2 separate regions of the Mus musculus genome follow, and region 1 is linked to region 2. A link is a contact called in ENCODE Hi-C or POLR2A ChIA-PET data. All regions are on one chromosome and are shown on one strand. Each heading gives the region's core, a stretch centred on a gene start or an enhancer-like site at or near the end of the contact. The rest is flanking DNA. Distances are from core to core; before and after follow the strand shown. Region 1 holds the start of Tmem222 (transmembrane protein 222). Region 2 holds the start of Map3k6 (mitogen-activated protein kinase kinase kinase 6).

The links. Hi-C counts contacts between places; a loop is a spot of excess contacts on that map. ChIA-PET counts read pairs that join two places held with the same protein, here RNA polymerase II (POLR2A).
Region 1: a map of left cerebral cortex shows a loop between it and region 2 (2.5-fold over the local background). The contact joins the promoter of Tmem222 here to the promoter of Map3k6 in region 2. A Hi-C loop is called at or near these places in 3 of 37 maps with a recorded cell type or tissue (adrenal gland, heart and left cerebral cortex). POLR2A ChIA-PET finds 5 or more read pairs at or near these places in 3 of 5 experiments (Patski and embryonic stem cell).

What each region holds. Positions count from the first base shown.
Region 1 is chr4:133,275,795-133,279,145 of GRCm38, reverse strand. It overlaps Tmem222 (transmembrane protein 222), which reads left to right and starts at 1,356. Exons shown (of 6, transcript NM_025667.3): 1 at 1,356-1,615. The coding sequence starts at 1,422.
Region 2 is chr4:133,239,378-133,242,339 of GRCm38, reverse strand. Map3k6 (mitogen-activated protein kinase kinase kinase 6) reads right to left here and starts at 1,522. Exons shown (of 29, transcript NM_016693.5): 1 at 909-1,522. The coding sequence starts at 1,251.

The DNA of each region.
Region 1 (3,351 bases), core at 107-2,606, 37 kb before region 2:
TCAGGACCGCAGGCTTTTGGCAAGTTACTATTAAAGGAGACTCATTTCATGGAAGCAAACCTTCTCAAAAGCATAGCTTTTGCCTTCCCTAAACATTTGTCCACACCTTCTGTTGGCTAATAGTCTTAGGTGATGAGGAATTGAATCTAGCTGTACTAAGCCATAGCTTCTAGCCAGAATGAAGTGCTTAGCCCCTATCTGACAGGTCTGCTTCACCTGCAGAAACAATATGCCTGAGTATGGAAAACAACCCCCACTCTGGTCCCAGTCAAACCATACACACACACACACACACACACAAAGAGGAGCTGTAACATATATATATCTCCTCCAGCCCGCTGTTCCAATAAAACAGTCTCAGTCTCAGCCTGTTGAAACAATCTGTTTGCCTTTCTGCCTCATTTTTCTTACACCTTCCTATAGCCTGGTTCCCTTCTTGTCTTCCAAACCCATCCCACCCACTCCTCACCGCATAACATTCCACTTCCATGTCTCTCTGATTATCCCTCTGAAAAATCAAAAGATTCCAAGACTGGAGCCTGGCCACTTTGTGTTCTTGAGTGTGATCTTAGACAAGTGCTAACTGCCGAGTTTTCTATAAAGCAAAAAAGGACCTGGCTTAGTGATGTACCCTTTTAAATCCCAGCACTTGGGAGGCAGAGTTAAGAGTTCAATGTCAGCCTGGTCTACATAGTGACAGACAGGGCTACATAGTGAGACCCTGTTTCAAAACAAAAACAAACATGTGCCCCAAAACACGAACAATAAAGAGATTTAGATAAGTCTTGGATGATATTCTCTACTGCACATAGTGACCTCAAGTTTCCTGTCTTGGCACTTCTGCATCCGTGCTCTCCCCAGGCCCAAGGCTGCTCCCTCCCATACACACCAAGTGTACGTGTCTCCCATACACACCAAGATTTTAGTTTGACCTCCCTTTTTACACCATCACGTAACAGACTATTATGTAACTCATGCCACAGACTAAAAAGGACAAAGGAAATCTACAAAGACTTGCGTTTGAATCGTTGCTCACTTCATTTCTAAGAGCCTTTGTCTCTGATTTGTTTTCTGGGGGAAACAACTAAATTTGCACGTCTAATCAGTTTATAGACAGTAGTACCAATGAATATCACATGCTTGGCACCTAAGAAGTGATCAATAAAGAGTGCCTGCACCACGTGCCGGCATGCGGAACCGCGGTTGGTTGTGGGTTCCCGGGGCTCGACTGAGAGCTTCCTGAGGTCCACGGAAATGCTCCGCTACAAACACGGGAAAGAGGCTAAACTAGCCGGGCCCAGAAGGACAAGGCTCCAATTCCCCGGGGGAAGATCGACCGAGAGGACACTCCGCCTCCCGGAAGTGATGACACAGGGGCGAGCGGCGGCGCGGTCGGCCTTCCCGAGCGGGACGCGCGCGGGATGGCGGAAGCGGAAGGGAGTTCTCCGCTTCTGTTACAGCCGCCGCCGCCCCCTCCTCGGATGGCGGAAGTAGAAACGCCGACGGGGGCCGAGACGGACATGAAGCAGTACCACGGGTCCGGTGGCGTTGTCATGGACGTGGAGCGGAGCCGCTTCCCCTACTGCGTGGTGTGGACACCCATCCCGGTGCTCACGTGAGTGTCTTCCGATGTCAGCGCGAAGTCGCCGAGGGCCCGAGCATCCTCCGGGGTGCCATGCTAGCTTTTTTTTCCCCAGACTTGCAGCAACCCGTACTCCGGGCCAGGCTAGCCCCCAGTCCCCTAGAGCTCTCGTCACCTATGAGGTGCGCGGTCCCCTTGGATGTGGGGCATAGTTCCGGCCCTGGTTCCCCCAGGTCTAACTGGAGAGGAGGAGAAGTGTAGATCAGCAGCAAAGATCTGGTCATTAGCACGCCCTTAAGCTGCAGGCGTACAGAAAAGACCCTTAATCATTGTCTGAAGAGGCATCGTCATTCATTCCCCGTTGGTTTTTGTTTTTGTTTTTTCACTCATTGAGCAAACGAGCGCGTACTTGTCGTCTGTTATGCACAAGACGTTTCGCCTTTAGAAACAGAACTGAGTGTTTGATCGAAGCCACACTGGTTCGTGGAATGTCAGCATTGGGAGGTCCGTGCTGGCGTTTTTCCCCCTACATCATTTGAGTTACAAAGCAGTCTCAGCGACCTAGGTATCTGCCTCCCAGTGGAAGAATGCAGCTTACAACCCTCCTACCTTAATCCTAACAGTCTGGACAGTTTACAAGCTTTATTTTCTGTAGTAGAAATCCCCTTCCCCCATGGGGAAGCTGAGTTCCTTTGTAACATCGTCTTGGTCCGTTGACTATCCCAGCAAGAAGATATTCAGAAGCCAGTTAGTTCACTGACTATATATAACTCATCTTTCAGCTGTGGCATCCTACCTCTCACCTGAGGAGGTACTCTTTTCTTTCCTTCTATCAAAATCAGCTACCAGGCACGGGGATCCATACTTTTAACCATAGCACTTGGAGGCAGAGGCAAGCAGATGTCTGTGAGTTGGAGGGCAGCCTGAATTATATGGTAGGAGTTCCAGGCCAGCCAGGCATGTATAGTGAGCCCCAATCTCAAACAAACAAACAAACAGAGCCAAGTTGTGTGGAGAAGGAATATTTTTAGTCTCAAATGTTTCTGATCTTCAAATCATTTTAATCTTTCGATTTTGTATTTATTTATTTTATTGGTTTTGACTGAGACATGAGCTTGATATGTAGCCCTGGCTGGTCTGGTATTTATTTCGTAGCCCAACCTGACTTTGAACCCCTGTTCCCCCTGCCTTCTGTGTTCTGGGACTACAGGTGTATGCCATTTCATCTATCAAATGACCCTAATTTTTAAAGTATGTAAAGCTACTTGGGCCAGGGTGGATGGCTCAGTCAGTAAAAGTGCTTTCTGTGAATAACCTGAGTTTGGATCCTTGTTAACCATGTAAAAAAACCTTCATGCAGCAGTGCATTGCCTGAAGTCCCAGAGCTGAGGAAGTGGAGGTGAGAGCATCTCTGAGGCTTGCTGGCTACCTACTCCTGTCAAGTCAATGAGAGATACTGTCTCAAAATGTAGAGGGCAGGGGTGGTCCACACCTCTATTCCCAGTTCTCAGCAGGCAAAGCCAGAATGGGGGTCTGTGACGGTGTTGAGGTCTGTGACGGTGTTGAGGCCATTGTAAGCTGCAGAGGAAGGGCCAACCTAGGGTTCCAGAGTTAGACACTGGATCCAATTCATTAAAATTTCCTCTTAACACGTTTGCTGACTGACTCCTTGTGGTCTGTAGTAGCAGGTGTAAAGCCTAGCTGTCCGGTGTGCCGCGGCAGGGTGTGCCGCTTGTTTCCAGGTGTTGATGGGAGCCGTAGAGGGTAAA
Region 2 (2,962 bases), core at 273-2,772:
GTCCTGAGGGTGATCTGCATCATCGTGTGTGAAGACAACGTCGTGCTTTTATGTGTGTTTGTGTAGCTTACTGTATCCAGCCATCTTTAAGTGACAATGTCCGCAAGGGAGGGACTGTATGAGTCAACGCAGATGATTCCACTTTATCTGTGGTCTGACCGGGTCAGCCTTCATTTTTAAGCTACAATTTAGCAGATGTCCAGGATACAAGGCTCTCTGACTCGGAGATAAACAAATAGGGATGAGGTGGAGCATCCGGTAGGTGGGAAAGAGAGGAATAGCTATCTTCCGACCTCACCCTTGGACTCCCTGTATCTCCTCTAGACCCACCCCTGCCCCACCCATTTTCTTTCGACTCCTAGTCTCCAAATACAATCCCTTTCTCCTATAATCCAGTCCCGAAGAGTTGCCTCAGTACTTCCTTTCCCGCCCCTTTAGTCCCATGTGGGATGTAGTATGCTAGGACTTATCAACCCCAATCCTGCAGAGATGGCCCCTTGCCATAGACCGAACTTCCGTCTCAGGCCTGATTCACCCTCAAAAGTCCAACGTGAGATCATCCTGAAAAAGAGTTCTCCCGCTTACGCAGGGAAGCGCAGCTCTGCCCCTCCCTCAGCCCCGCCCCTCCCCAGCCCCGCCCTTAGAGTTCGCCTGCTCCGCCCCACCTGCTTGGCACCACGCTCACCGAAAGATACTTAAACTCCGGAGCCAGGCCTGAATCCCCAGATCCAGCCTCAAGCCCATCACATCCATAATCCACTAAATGCCCTGTCGTTACTGCCTTGTCTCAAGTTCGGCTTTAGTTTACCGTAAATTCCCTAGACCTGGTACCCACACCCGCCCCGTCAGGGTTCTAAAGCTCCGCCCCTTGCCCCGCCCAGACTCAAGCCCCGCCCCGAGACGCTCACCCGCGTTGTAGAAGGAGTCCAGCGCAGCGGTGTCGCCTAGCGCCAGCGTCGCAAAGGGTAGGCTGCGTAGCTGCGGGGGTGGCCGTGTGCCCTGGAGCTGAGCGCAGGCCTCGCGCAGGCATCGCAACGGCAGCGGCTCTGCCTCGGTTCCCGACCCGGGCTCCACCCCGAGCCCCGGCTCCCGGGTCAGCACGTAGACCACACTGAGAGGCCGGCTCCGCGCGCAGCCCCGACCCGTGACCGCAGGAGACGAGCGGCCCCGGCTCAGCGCCTCCGCCAGCGGGTCCTGCCAGCAGCTGCCCGCCCGTTCTAGAACCCCGGCCCCAGGACATGGCCCCGCCATGCGGGGGCGCTCAAGCGCGGGGCCCCGGGCGCGGGGAACCCGGGACAGGGCACGAGGCTGAAGGTGTGGATCCAGTCGGGATCCGGAGATGGGCTGGACGTCCTGTTCCGGAACTCTTAAGTCCAGAAAGACTTCTTTGCTCAATCTTTCACGGTCCTTACAGATCTGCAATCCAGGACTGGGTTCTGGGAATCTGGGGTACCCAGTAATCCTCGGCTCACAGGTCACAGAAGAGTCCTGGGAAGTCAACCGGCAGCGTGCTACACCCAGACTTCTCAAGGGAGCGCTGGCAGTCACTCTGTCCTGCCCTCACATGTAGGCTGGGCCCAGCCCTTTCCCGACTGGGAAAGGCTCCACCCTCGGCCCTGGGGCAATGAGGCTCCCCAGCGGCTCTCCCTCCCTCCTCTCCGGCTAGAACCTCTGACACTGTCCACTTCCGGAACAGCCTGTGCCCCTATTCGGGCCAAACACTGTTGACTGCTTACTGCAAGCGCTCGTAAGACGTGTGCCCAGCCCAGGGATAGGAAACAGGACAGCCCCGCCCTGCAGGGACCTGGTAAATGAATGGACACTGGGCGGGGGAAGGACGGGGGAGCAAAACATTGTGTAGGCGGCACATGTAATGTTCCTGCTGGTAGGGGTCAGAATGTTGACAAGCGCTTTCCTCAGAGCCTCTCTTGCAGTGAAACCTTGTGGACCTTATTGGTCCACCCGAAACTTGACCATGGAGCTGAAAAGCACTTCTACGGTAAACTTCCTATCTACCCTTTGAAGGAACTCCAGAAGTCTCCGCTTTTTGGGTTACAAGGTTATCCCGGCTTCAAATTCACCAAGAAGCTTTAACATCATAGTATGAATCTAAGTTGCTATAAACCTTAGAGGGCCCTGAACTTAGAAATGAGACTTTGAGACTCTGAGGTTAGGGCCATGTTTCATAATCGTTTATTATGGTAGGGCTTGGGCATGAGAGACAGCACAGCTGTAAAGACCACTTGCTGCTCTTTCAGAGGGCCCTGGTTTGGTTCCCAGCACCCACATGGTGGCTCACCATCATCTGTAACTGTAGGCCCAGGGGAGTCCTGGCACTCTCCTGACCTGCATAGGCGCCCAGCACATACATGGTGCACATATATAATTACAGGCAAAAGATGCACATGAAATAAAACTAAAACTTTATAAAAATAATATGTTGGGGCTTTGGACAAATGGACCTTTCAACAAACGGTAGGAAGCCTCTGTTTCACAGCCTTCTTGTCTCATGGAAGGAAAAAAATATATCTTCCTAGGTTTGAACCAATGGGATAGACGAGCAATAGAAAGGGAGAATGTGGCCCATTACAGAGGTTTGGGTAGAAAACACACTTACAAGAAACAAATGGGAACCAAGTGGTGGTGGCACATGTCTTTAAGCCCAGCACTCAGGAGGCAGAGGCAGGTGAATCTCTGAGTTCAAGGCCAACCTGGTCTACAGAGTTTCCAGGACAGCCAGGGCTGCTGAGTGAAACCCTGTCTCATAAAATCAACCAACCAACCAAACAGCAAACAAAGAGTGAGAGAAAGCTGTCCTCAGATGCATCCACTTTGGGCTTGGGGGCCCAGGAGGATTGCGAGTGGGTGGTTGAATCTCTCACCTCACTGCCCCCTAGCATTTCTTGCATCCTTCTAGGATCTGAAGCCCGGAGAAGTCCTACCCATTCGTCTTCCTGATTAG